Linked DNA regions of Mus musculus: region 2 is linked to region 1. The links are chromatin contacts, found by Hi-C or POLR2A ChIA-PET in ENCODE. All regions are on one chromosome and are shown on one strand. Each heading gives the region's core, a stretch centred on a gene start or an enhancer-like site at or near the end of the contact. The rest is flanking DNA. Distances are from core to core; before and after follow the strand shown.

Evidence for each region. Hi-C counts contacts between places; a loop is a spot of excess contacts on that map. ChIA-PET counts read pairs that join two places held with the same protein, here RNA polymerase II (POLR2A).
Region 2: a map of gastrocnemius shows a loop between it and region 1 (8-fold over the local background). The contact joins the promoter of Caprin1 here to the promoter of Nat10 in region 1. A Hi-C loop is called at or near these places in 15 of 37 maps with a recorded cell type or tissue (T-helper 17 cell, adrenal gland, gastrocnemius and 3 more). POLR2A ChIA-PET finds 5 or more read pairs at or near these places in 4 of 5 experiments (Patski and embryonic stem cell).

What each region holds. Positions count from the first base shown.
Region 1 is chr2:103,757,639-103,763,866 of GRCm38, forward strand. It overlaps Nat10 (N-acetyltransferase 10), which reads right to left and starts at 3,632. Exons shown (of 29, transcript NM_153126.3): 1 at 3,411-3,632; 2 at 33-155. The coding sequence starts at 140. Caprin1 (cell cycle associated protein 1) reads right to left here. Exons shown (of 19, transcript NM_016739.3): 19 at 5,307-6,228.
Region 2 is chr2:103,794,634-103,800,690 of GRCm38, forward strand. It overlaps Caprin1 (cell cycle associated protein 1), which reads right to left and starts at 3,007. Exons shown (of 19, transcript NM_016739.3): 1 at 2,830-3,007; 2 at 2,098-2,307. The coding sequence starts at 2,307.

The DNA of each region.
Region 1 (6,228 bases), core at 2,382-4,881:
AACTGAGGAAGCATTTAGCAGGTCTGTCTTACCTGATCTTTTCCTCGATCCCCAACTACAACAAAAAGAGACCTCTGCCGCTCAGCTACGCCATTCTCAATGAGAATTCGAATTCGGTTATCCACCTTCTTCCGATTCATGATGAAAAGCTATCACTAACACAGAAATAAAGGAGATACAGATGAACCAAATACTAGAAAGGTTTCTGTATTACATCCAAGTAAGTGGCACTGGCTGGCTGCCCTATGTGGGAGCTGTGCTGGCATGTTTATAAACCTAATTACAAAAATTACAAAATCTGAATCTTCAAACACCACCACAGGAAAGACATAGATCTGTTTTATAATCTGCAGACTAGAGAGGTGACGTGTTCTGAAGCAGGAAGGTCAACAGAAAAGTGTACTTAGTATCTCCATCAAGGAGTTTAAGAAAAATTAGGAGAGGCACAAGCAGAATGACTTCAGTGAGTTGGAGGCCAGCCTGGCGTACCTAGTGAGTTCCAGGACAGCCAGGGCTACAGAGAGAGACCTTGTCTCGTTCTCGAAGAAAAAAAGAAAAAGAAAATCAGAACAACATAGTAAAATTAAGTAAATAAAACTAAGAATGATTAAAACATATAATGGTATCTCTATAGACCCCAAAGAGTAGGAAGATAAGAGACTTTAACAGAGTTTGATGTATCCCAGGCTGGCCTTGAACTCATTATATAGCCAAGATGACCCTAAACTTCGGATCCTCCACTTCCCAAGTACTAGGATTACAGGGAACTGCTCAAATTACAGGTGTATATCACCACAACAAGGTTTTATGCTATTCTGGGAATCAAACTTAGGGCCTTATGCATGCTAGGCAAGCAAGCAGTTTACCATCTGAGTAACATTCCAGACCCTGTAAATACCATTTTGTATACATACACAACACATGGGGGGGGGGGGCTTAAAAAAAGTAATTTCTGAATAGTGATTTTTATTTTGACTTTTGTCTTTTATGGTTTGGTTTCCGTAAAATTCAAATGTGTGGTTAAAGGGCTCAGCAGGGAAAGGTTCTTGTTGCCAAGCCTAAGGACCTGAATTTGATCCTCAGAATCCACATGGCAAAAGGAAAGACTTGCCAGGCAGTGGCCGTATACACAAGCAGACCCTTCCCAGGACGGGGATCCCTAAAAGTTCTTCTCTGGGGCTGAAGAGATGGCTCAGTGGTTAAGAGCACTGACTGCTCTTCCAGAGGTCCTGAGTTCAAATTCCAGCAACCATATGGTGGCTCACAACCACTCATAATGAGATCTGCCCCGCCCTCTTCTGGTGTGTCTGAAGTCAGCTACAGTGTTCTTACATAAAAATAATAAATAAATCTTAAAAAAAAAAAAAAAAAGCCAGGCGTGGTGGCGCACACCTTTAATCCCAGCACTTGGGAGGCAGAGGCAGGTGGATTTCTGAGTTCGAGGCCAGCCTGGTCTACAGAGTGAGTTCCAGGACAGCCAGGGCTGAGAAACCCTGTCTCAAAAAACCAAACCCCCCCCCCCAAAAAAAAAGAAGAAGTTCTTCTCTGACCCCACACAACACACACAATTAAAACATAGTAATAATAATAATAAAAGCTTAAATTCATATGTTACGTATAAAATGAGAGAAAACAAATATTTCTGATTCAATGTGTTTCTTTGGGTGAGAAGCCACACTAACGGCTCTATACAGGTGATTTTAAAAAGTACCATATGGGTTATTGGGTGTACAGTAGTACAATATTTGCCTAGCTGGGGACCTAAACTCAATTCCTCCAGCATTTAATAAAATATAAATGTTATCAAATTACCTATAACAAATAGGCCCCCCCCCCCAAAAAAATTAAGACAATCAATCACACTCCCCCGGTATTAGAGTGTCAGGCTATGTGTGATTTTAAAATTCAGGAACCTGTTGTGCTTTAAACAAAACCTCCTTCCCTAAACATAGGCTTTAACAGGTCTTAACACAAAACAGTATCACAATAAATGGCGCCTGTTTAGAAGGGGAAAGCAGTAAAAAAAAAATCTAGTATCCCAGGCTGGAGAGATGGCTCAGCACTGACTGCTCTTCCTAAGGTCCTGAGTTCAAATCCCAGCAACCACATGGTGGCTCACAGCCATCCTTAATGAGATCTGACACCCTCTTCTGGTGCGTCAGAAGACAACTACAGTGTGTTTAGATATAATAAATAAATAAGTCTTAAAAGAAAAAAAAATCTAGTATCCCAAGGCACTGATGTAACAAATAGACTTTACACTGGGATCTACCCAAGTCCAAAGCAACTCAGTTTGTAAGCTTTATGTTGCCAGCCACATAAACACCTACAAAAAATGAATGGGTACCTAATGTTAACGAGTCCAGCTTAATTGTTAAAAGTCTTATCTTGTCAGGCAGTGGTGGCCCACGCCTTTAATCCCAGCACTTGGGAGGCAGAAGCAGGCGGATTTCTGAGTTAGAGGCCAGACTGGTCTACAGAGTGAGTTCCAGGACAGCCAGGGCTATACAGAGAAACCCTGTCTTGGGGGGGGGGGGGGGGGGGAGTCTTATTTTTTGTTATAATAGGAGAGTCTTAGAATTAACAGGTAAGGCCCCTGAGTACAAGCTTTAATTCTAAAAAGTACTTTTAAAAGTAGATGAAATACAACTACACACAAAACTAATGTAAAATTAATGGCCAGAGTGAGGGATCTGATAACGATCTAAAATTACTGGTTCCAAGAAACGTTTAATACATAAGGAAAGCATTATTGGAAAGAGAAAATAAGATGAATCGTATTGGGTTTTGTTGTTGTTGTTGTTTGCTTTGTTTTGTTTTTTCAAACAGTCTCACTATGCAGACCAGACTGGCCTCGAGCTCCAAAAAATACTCCAGGCTCCACCTTCCAAGCGCTGGAATTAACGGTATACGCCACCACAACCTGATCGACAAGTCATTTTCATTCGGCTGTATCCATTCTTGTACACACAGCACCGGGTACTAAGCATCACGAGGTGCACTGTCAAATGTCCTGACTGAGACAGCTAAATAGTGCAAATAAACTGGCATACTGCAGTATTTAAGAGCAGAATATCTGGGACTAAACCGCGTTAGTTCAAAGCCTACCACTGCTACGAGGAGCCGAGTTTCTCAGAAAATAGTTTTGACACCAACCCATTCTCTCAAAGAGAGAGAAGAAGCCCGAGTGTGGGAAGGAGCCACACTCCCGGAAAGCGCTCGAGAAGCCAGCCCCGCATGTCAGAGTATCCCGGACCAGGAACGTCTGTCTGTAGGGCAGTCCAGGCGAAGAGTCCGAAGATACAGGCACCAGCCGGTACAGAAGCTTCCGTACTCGAGCCAGCCCTACCGGCCAGTGAAAGACCCAAACGCACATCTCAACATCCGACCCAGTCCCTTGCAAAGAGTACCTGCGCCCTGCTCCGGCCGACACCAGGCAGCTGCACAACGGAAGCACGTGAAGACACCGAGTTGCTACCCAGGCTGACCAATCTGCTGGAGAAAATTCTACACAGCTGAGCTACGCCGGGGCCGCCGCTGCACGTGAATCCGCTTAAGTGGCAGACAGCACGTGGGCAAGTGCTCAGAAGGGAGGGGACCACTACAGCTATGGGACCTTCCATGGCTTCGACGCTTAGTGATGACGTAAGAACACGCCGCGGATCTCCGCTACGCTTGCGCACTAACTCCCGGCCGCCATTTCGCCATTTGCTGCGGGTAACCTGGCTATGACAGGCGGAAGTAATCGTTTAGATATCCGGGTGTCTCGCATTTGCCGTTGCCACTGGTACAGGAACTCGTCCACTGTTGCTATGTTGAAAAAAACCTCTATAGCAGGGTTGTACAAGGCAATAGCTGTTGCTAGCGTAGGTGTTGTTTTATCGACCTCCCTACTTTTATATGAAACTAGCCCAGTAATTGTTTAATTCATCTTACTTGAACCTCCATCCGGCAGCAGTCTGAGAATGTCTGTAGACTTTGTACCAACGATCGTGGCCGCGGTACTCTGCAGGCTTTTCTTACTCATGCCAAGTGTACTAAAAGCCCAACATTGGGTCTCAAAGCTCATCCAACCACATCCACAAGGATACCCGTAAGTATGTCTGCTTTCCTTTTAGCATGAGCCACGTGAAATCGGTTTATCCTATATTTTTGGGCACAAGTTCTGTTATCTAAAACGAATTCCTTCCCCAAATTTACGCACCAACTTCAATATCAATCTAAATTTCAATGGACTTTAAAGACTTCATGATGCCTAGCCATATTGTTTTAAGTCACCAATACAGCCCTAGACTTAATACTAAGGTTCTAAATGCACTTAAGAAAATAAAACTACCAGTACTTTGTTATAATGGGCAGACAAGTCCTATAAGGTGGTGGTGACACAAGCAAAACACAAAACTTAGAAATAATGACCCTTGTGAGTACTCGACTTTTTTTTTTTTAAAGGAACCAATATAGGAAGAGGACAAAAATGGGCAAATAAGGCTAGTCGATTCTGCTTAAGTAGCCCAGATATGGTATTTCCGTTGTAATGAAAACAAAAAACTGGAATTTTGGGAACAGAGATGATGGCTATGATTACCTTAGTCACTGCAAAATCTGAAACCACCAGGTCAGGATGCAAACGGGGGCAACTGCCATAAGATAGTCAAGATTTAGAATGATAAAGTAGTAGGGCAGGGGAAGGGTAGCCAGTGCTAGATGGCTGAGCTGTCTATGCTGTGGAAGCATGTGATTTTACTGAAGAATATAAAGACAACAAAGACAGCTTCCAACTTACTGCCAACTGCCCCTATCAAGTAGTTGGACTGAAAATAGTTGATGTAGAATATTCTCAGTGTAGAATATCAAATGTGCTTGAGAAGATGGGTATGGGAATGGAACTGCACACCTGCAGGTTTAGAGGGTTTTGGAGACAATTCTCTTCCTCCACCTTTGTCCCAGGAGTCAAAACTCTGGTCTGGGTTGACTTCAAGTGATGATAGCTGCAGAGCCATTTCACTGGCCATTTAATATTCAAGCACTTTAGTGTGACTTTTGAATTTGAGGGGCTTGGGACTTAGGTATTTATAGACAAAGTAACTATAAAGAATTAATATTCAGAACAGCTAGGCTGGATTTGGCCACCTGGATTAAGTAAAACCAGAGATGAAACCATCCTTGAAGGCACAAGATACTCCGTGGTGACAGGGAATCTGAAATCCTTTCACCACTTCCAACTTACACCTCAATTTCTGCTGAAGAATGATGCACTTTCTGGATTACATTTGCCCATAAACTTTTGTTCTAAACACTGCAGTGAAGATCTTTTAAATGGCAGTTTTATTAGATGACCCACTATTCTGGCCACCCCCCCCCCAAAAAAAAACAATACACACCATTTTAAAACCTTCAATAGCTTCCAAATGTTGAGACAAAAACTAAACATGGAAGAAAACTGCCCTATCCAGTTTCCCCAGACAGATCTTGCTAATGCTTAAACAAAACAGGAGTCACTGGAATACAGGTCTCTTGACTCTTTTATCCAGTTTGCCACTCCTCACTCATCCTTATGTCAGCTGAATTATCTTTCAATCAAGTCTTTCCAGATCATACCGACTAAGTCATATATTTATCATTAACCACACAGTTGAACCATGCCACTTACTACACACATCTGGGGTCACTCCAGTGTCTTGAGGGGTAATTTTTTCACCACTGAATAGTTAACACTGGCCATAATGCCAAGCAAGAGATACCCAAATGTGCTAATAAATTTCAGGTTGTCTCGCTAAAGAGATATAGTATTTAGAGGAAATTAAGACTTACAAATAAATATACCAAAACCTGACTTTAAGTTTTAAGTACATCAGGGATACTGCTATTTTCAATGCCAACGGTGAAGGATCAAGGCTATGCAGGAAACTGCTCAAGCTTCACAACAGACTATTAATGTACAGTGCTAACATACAGTAGTCTAGCTTTGTTCTTAAAAAGACCAGACCCAGAATTGTTTCTTCTCTCTTCAAGGAGCACTTAAGGAGTTTTCCTTAGGGTGTATGCAACTCACAGGCTTTGCTATAAACAATCACATTTTCATATAATTTAATCTAATGAAATATACAACAGTTTCTAAGTTTTTCCAGAATGTATATAAATTCAAAATAGTAAAGGCAAAGCTTAATTTACTTTTTCTGTTAACTTATACTCGATAAAACTAAAGTACTTAATAGCTCAAGTCGGATG
Region 2 (6,057 bases), core at 1,757-4,256, 36 kb after region 1:
CTATAGCTAGAGAGAACAAGTGGCCAGTTATGGTTCAAGTCTCCATGGGGATAACCTCATTTTCTGTGTCTTGTTTTAAAATGCCCTTAAACACTTCAATCTGTCACCTCACAAATATAATGACTGCTACTCAACATTGCTCTTTAATAAACATATTTGAAGAATTTGCAACCACTAACATTGATACCTCAAATCATTAAAGCTCATGTCGGATCCTATTCTACAAGAAACTGAGTTCCCAGAAATTCCAAAAATTAAACCGTTTGGAGCAACAGCCTAACAACACTGCTTTATTGCATTAGGAAAATTTAAAGATACCCAAGTTAAACTCAATTTCACACAGGGTACCAAACACACGCAAGTATCAGAAAATGCTAGCAGGGTGTGGTGGCGCAAGCCTTTAGTCCCAGCACTTGGGAGGCAGAGGCAGGAGGATTTCTGAGTTAGAGGCGCCAGCCTGGTCTTCAGAGTGAGTTCCAGGACAGCCAGGGGTACACAGAGAAACCCTGTCTCAAAAAGAAAAAAAAGAAAAAAAAAGGAAATGCTGGCATGAAATTCCATATTTGAATGTAGCTTACAGTGCTTTCACTATTTTAATATTTCCTCTTTTCACTATTTAATAATTTAATACATTAAAATTTCTTATCAAAATAGCTAAAGTTTCATATCTTGTTCATGTATATTCACAATTTCAAATAAAGTCTGGGAAGTTTTAGTAATATGGCCACTCTTCAACACTGAAACAGAAAAAGTACAAAGGTGAATGTTTCAAACTCACTACTAAAAATGGGAAATCAGCAGATAAACCACAAGATTAAGATGTAAATAGCCTGGATTTTTCCAACTTACCTCCTACAGCTCAGATTTTTAGCCAATATCCTATCTCACTAATCTCCTCTAACTAGTTAAACAACTAACTAAACATCTTCATGGGAATTTTTCAAAATTTTAAAATATGCCCCGGCAGGCATAAGTTATCAAAAGTTACATTATACTTAATGTAAAAGGGCAAGTTAGAATAACAGTTCCAGGTAAATTGCCTCCATTTTCACTCTACCACCCCATGTTTGTCCCTTTCCACTACTTTTCTTAATCAGGGTAGAAATTTACTTCTACCCAGACTCTTCCTCTAAACTGTGTTGGTATACGGTCCTACACTAAACGCATAAAACAAAAAAGCCGGTTTAAGTAATCTAACAGTATGGTCCAGAATGGCTAAATATTAAAGCCAAAACAGTGTGGGTGTGGCTCGACTTTTTGGGAGGGGGGGCTAGGCGGGGCTGCTGCCTGGTCTCTGCCCTCCCCCTCTGCTTTCGCTTTGTGCTCACAATGCAGCTCCTGTACAGCGCTTCCCTCTCCCGCAGCCGCCGCCATGTTAGACACTCCATGTGCCCAGAGACCCAGAGGCAGTCTCCAGTCTAAACTAGATCCACCTCCGAAAGATCAAGGAAATCTCCCTGACCCTTTAGAATGCTGAAGCGGTAAAAAATAATAAATTAAAAAGAAAAGGTCATGGCAAAAAACAACAACAAAAAACACTCATTTAAAAACTACCTCGTGACTAGGCTGGGCGTGAGGTTCCAAGCACCCAGACAATCGAAACAAAGGGGGAAACGTAGGGAGCCCATCGGAAGGGGGCGGGGGTACCCAAGCAAAGGCCCGCTTAACTAGGACTTGACGGGACTGCAACCCTAGTTCAGGTCTAGACACATATCTTTTCTTGGGAAGAGAGCCATTCCACCAGCCCCCAGCCTAGGTACCAAAGGCAAACGCCACAGTTACAAGGCATGGACCGCTCAACTCCACGAGCAATCGGGCCGGGCACACTGTTTCTTCCCCTTGGCCTCCTTCAAAAGTCAGGCCTCAGTTTGGGAGCATACCCAGCAACGGGCCCACCACCCAAGCAACCGGTCACCAGGCGGAAAGGCCCCGCTCAGCCTGATGTGAGTAACCGAGGCCTAGAGGCAGCGCCGCGTTGGGGTCAGGTGACAGGCACCTCCCCGAGGCGCCCGTTTTCTGGGCAAGGAGCACCATCCACCGCCGGGACCGGTGTAGGGCTGGAGCCACGAGCCCTCCCTCTCCACTAACTCCTCGCACCTTTTTCTTCTCCAGGTTCCGAAGTTTCTTGTCGATTACGCCGAGAATCTGCTTCATGGCCTCGGTCTGGACGGCGCCGGTGCCGGTTGCCGGATGCTGAGAAGCCGGCGCAGCTGCCCCGGCCGCCGCCTCACTCCCGGAGGAACCGGACGGCGGCGGCGGTCCCGACGATTTGCTGCCGCTTCCGCTGTGGCTGGTGGCCGAGGGCATCTTTAGACCGAGAAGAGAGGAGAGGAAAAAAGCGGGAGGGAAGGACAAGACCAGCAAGTCAGGAGACGGACGGGGAGAGACGCGGGACAAAACGCGCAGCGGGCGGGCGGGCAGGCGGCTACGCGCGCGCGCGGTGGGGGGAGGGGGCGGCGCGCGCCGCCGGCAGGAAGGGGCCCACGGGCACGCGCGCGACCCGCCAGCGGGGCGCCGGGCCGCCCGCCCCTCCCCCCTCCCCGGGGCACCAAGCTCGCGCCGGGGGCGGGGCCTGGCACGGCCGCCGTCAACCGCCAGGGCAACGGTCCCCATCGGGGCAAGTGGCACCCGTTGCCTTGCGAGAACGAGAGGGACAAAGGTCAGGGCCAGGGGTGGAGAAGGGCACTTGGAGTGACCGGGTTGGGGGTGGGGGTGGGGAGGCCCTGAGCGAGCCCTCCCAGCCGCTCGGACCGCTCCGAAGGTAAAAAGGACACCCAGGTACAGCGGCCTTCTTCCCCTTCGGCGCCTTTGATCCGGGATGGCGCTCACCGTGCGCGCGCGGAGCCGCTGGACGTCTGGAGTGGGCAGCCGAGGGGGGCAAGGGTGGTGCTGCGTTGAGAACAGAGACGTGCGCTCCGTGGGCGCAGGCCGCTTCGCCCTGTCCCCGCGGCTCTGAGCTGCTCCTAGTGGGACAAGAGCCGGCGCGGGAGGGACTTAGCCAGCCAGCGCTCTGCAACGAGGGGGGGCGGGAGCAATAGGGAGCGAGGGCCTTCAAGCCGGTGAGGCTGCCCGACTGGAATGCCTGTCGAAAAAAGGTCACCGGACCGCGCCTCCCGTCGGGCCGTGTCCTCGGCGCCAGGTTCCTGTCCCTTTGCATATCTGGAAAGTACCCTCACGGAGACCGTTATCCCAGATCCTTGAGTTTTGAGTGAAACCTAAGCTGGGGTCCTTCAGGCGAAATCTCTTGACATCCTAACGGGGACAATGGGTGTCAAGCCTCAGGCTCTGGAGCTGAGGACTGCCCCTTGTAGAGCCCTTATTTGGTGGGAGTGGGGGTTGGAGGGGCAAAGGTTTCTGCAAGTAAGGGGTGCGTGGGGTGGGTGGTGCAATCCCAGCTTCTAGAATTCCTTCTGTATGGAGAGCATGCAAACTCACCCTAAAAGGTCTGAGAAAAGGCAACTTGCCACATAATAATTATACAATAACCTAGGCATGGAGAATGAACATCCTTCATGGCTTTTTGATCTCCTTAATTACCCCAGTCATGTTAAAAACCCGTCTTCTCCTACCCTGAGATAGATAAGTACGCCCTATCAGGAATTACTTATCTTTACCCGATTTGTTTAAGATTTTACCCAAAACTTTAAAGACTATGCAAGATGCCGGGAGGGGGTGCGAGGGGGGCACTTTTTTGTCCAGGAGAATTATTTGGGGGGCGGGGGGGTGGTCAAAGAGGGTGGATAACGAGTAAAAGGAAAAAATGAGTGATCTAGAGAAAGGTACTAAAAGGAATATGATCCGTGGAAAATTCAGCAACATGATGTATGAGAGCAGTAAATGACCAATTTATAATTTAAAATCCATGAAAAGGAAATTTAGAAGAGGGTTCTATCAAAGAATTAAAATGACTAACACTGGCTGGCACCAGTATATCCTGAGGGAGCCTGGAGAAACAGCAGCACCCCGTGGCCTTGAGATACTCACTCCACTTAACTGTAAAGTCTGTAATCTGTGCTTTTAAGTATTTATCGAGCACCTTATGGCATGCTAGGAAATCTGCAGTGCTAGAGATGGTGAACAAAACAGCTTTTTTTTTTTCACAGTGTTTGTATTGGGAGGTATGCACAAAAATAACAAACCAAAGGAAGAAAAAAAGGTGATGGGGAATGAAAACCTTCCTGGGTACTTCTGAGCCAGGACTGGAGGAAGCAAAGAGAGCTTAGAGGAGGACCTTTCTAGTAAAAGAAACACCATTGAGCAAGATCTGAGAGGAGCTTGGTTAGTGCTCCTGCCTTTAATCCAAGCACTGGAGAGGCAGAGACAGGCAGGCCTCTTAAGCTCAAGACTACTAGACTAGCCTAGTCTACCTAGTAAGTTCCAGACTGAACAAGAGTGACATAGGAGAATATGGCAAAACCTTAATGTGTTTCACAGTGGCTAGAAAGAGTAAGAAAGAAAGCCATAAGCCGGGCAGTGGTGGCGCACACCTTTAATCCCAGCACTTGGGAGGCAGAGGCAGGCAGATATTCTGAATTCAAGGCCAACCTGGTCTACAGAGTAAGTTCCAGGACAGCCAGGGCTGCACAGAGAAACCCTGTCTCGAAAAACCAAAAATAAAAAAGAAAGCCATAAAGGGGCCTGGCTTCGATATTTGCTGAGTGACATAGGGAATGTTAATTTCATCAAATGTGGTTTAAATCACTCTTACTGTCATGGCAGTGCAGGCCTTTAATCCCAGCACTGGGGAGGCAGGTGGATCTCTGAGTTTGAGGCCAGCCTGGTCTACCCAGAGAGTTCCAGGACAGCCAGGGCTATTACACAGAGAAACCCAGTCTCAGAAAGCCAAAAAGTAAATTTTTAAAACCACCCTTACTGCTGTATAAAGAGTTGTCAAGAAATGTGTACTAGAGATGAGAGGCTAAAATAAAACCAGAAGCCGAGAGACCAAGGAACAGACTGTGGGAATGAGCCAGCCCACTGTAGTACAGTGAAGCAGAAGCAATGCAGGCAGGCGGATTCATTGTACATTGTAACTGTAGAGCAGTGAAAGATGGTAACCAGGGTCAGATTCAGTTTACATTGCAACAAGAGCCAAAAGATTTGCTAGCCAGCTGTGTGTCAGGTATGAGAAGGGTAAAAGTCAACCTAAGAAATGATTTAAGTAAACTATTTAGCCCTATGATAAAAATATTCTGACTAGAGAGGATTATGATCCTACTTGTAACTTCAAATATAAACCAACCAATGTCATATCACTATCTCTGACCTCCAAGCCAAACCAACTGAATTTGCCTGCATTTTTACCAAATCTTGAGAATTTTGGAGAGTTTTGAAAAATTGCTTGATTCAGCACAACTTGACCAATGTCTTTGAGACCAGATATTGAAACCATTGTCTTCTCTATCCTTTGACTTAATGTCTTCTGAGTTATCTCTCCCTGTAAGGGAAACTATTTTGGCTAGGTTGACTGGCCAGAGAGCTTTGAAGATCCTCCTGACTTTGACCCTAATGTTGGGGTCACAGACACAAATAGCCATGCTCAACTTTTTCATGGGTTCTGGGACTCAGCCCAGTCCTCATGCTAACAGAGTGTTTCTACCCATTAAGCTATCTCCCAGGTCTGTATGTTTTTATAAAGATTTATTGAAACATCTGCCTCCATGGTTTTTGTTTTTGTTTTGTTTTGTTTTGTTTTGTTTTTAAAGACAGGGTTTCTCTGTGCAGCCCTGGCTGTCCTGGAACTCACTCTGTAGACCAGGCTGGCCTCGAACTCAGAAATCCTCCTGCCTCTGCCTCCCAAGTGCTGGGATTAAAGGCATGCACCACCACTGCCCAGCTCCATGTACTTTCTATGGAGACTTTTATGCAACAGCAAATCAGAGTTAAGTCACTGTGACAGAGTACACATCTAAAATACAAGCCAGTGAAATGTCTCACTAAGAAAAAGCACTTGCACAAGCCTCACAACCCATGTTTGACCTCCAGGAACCACGTGGTAGACTGAGAAAATGGACTCCAAGTTATTTTCTAGACTTGCTATGCTTTCGGTGGAATGTG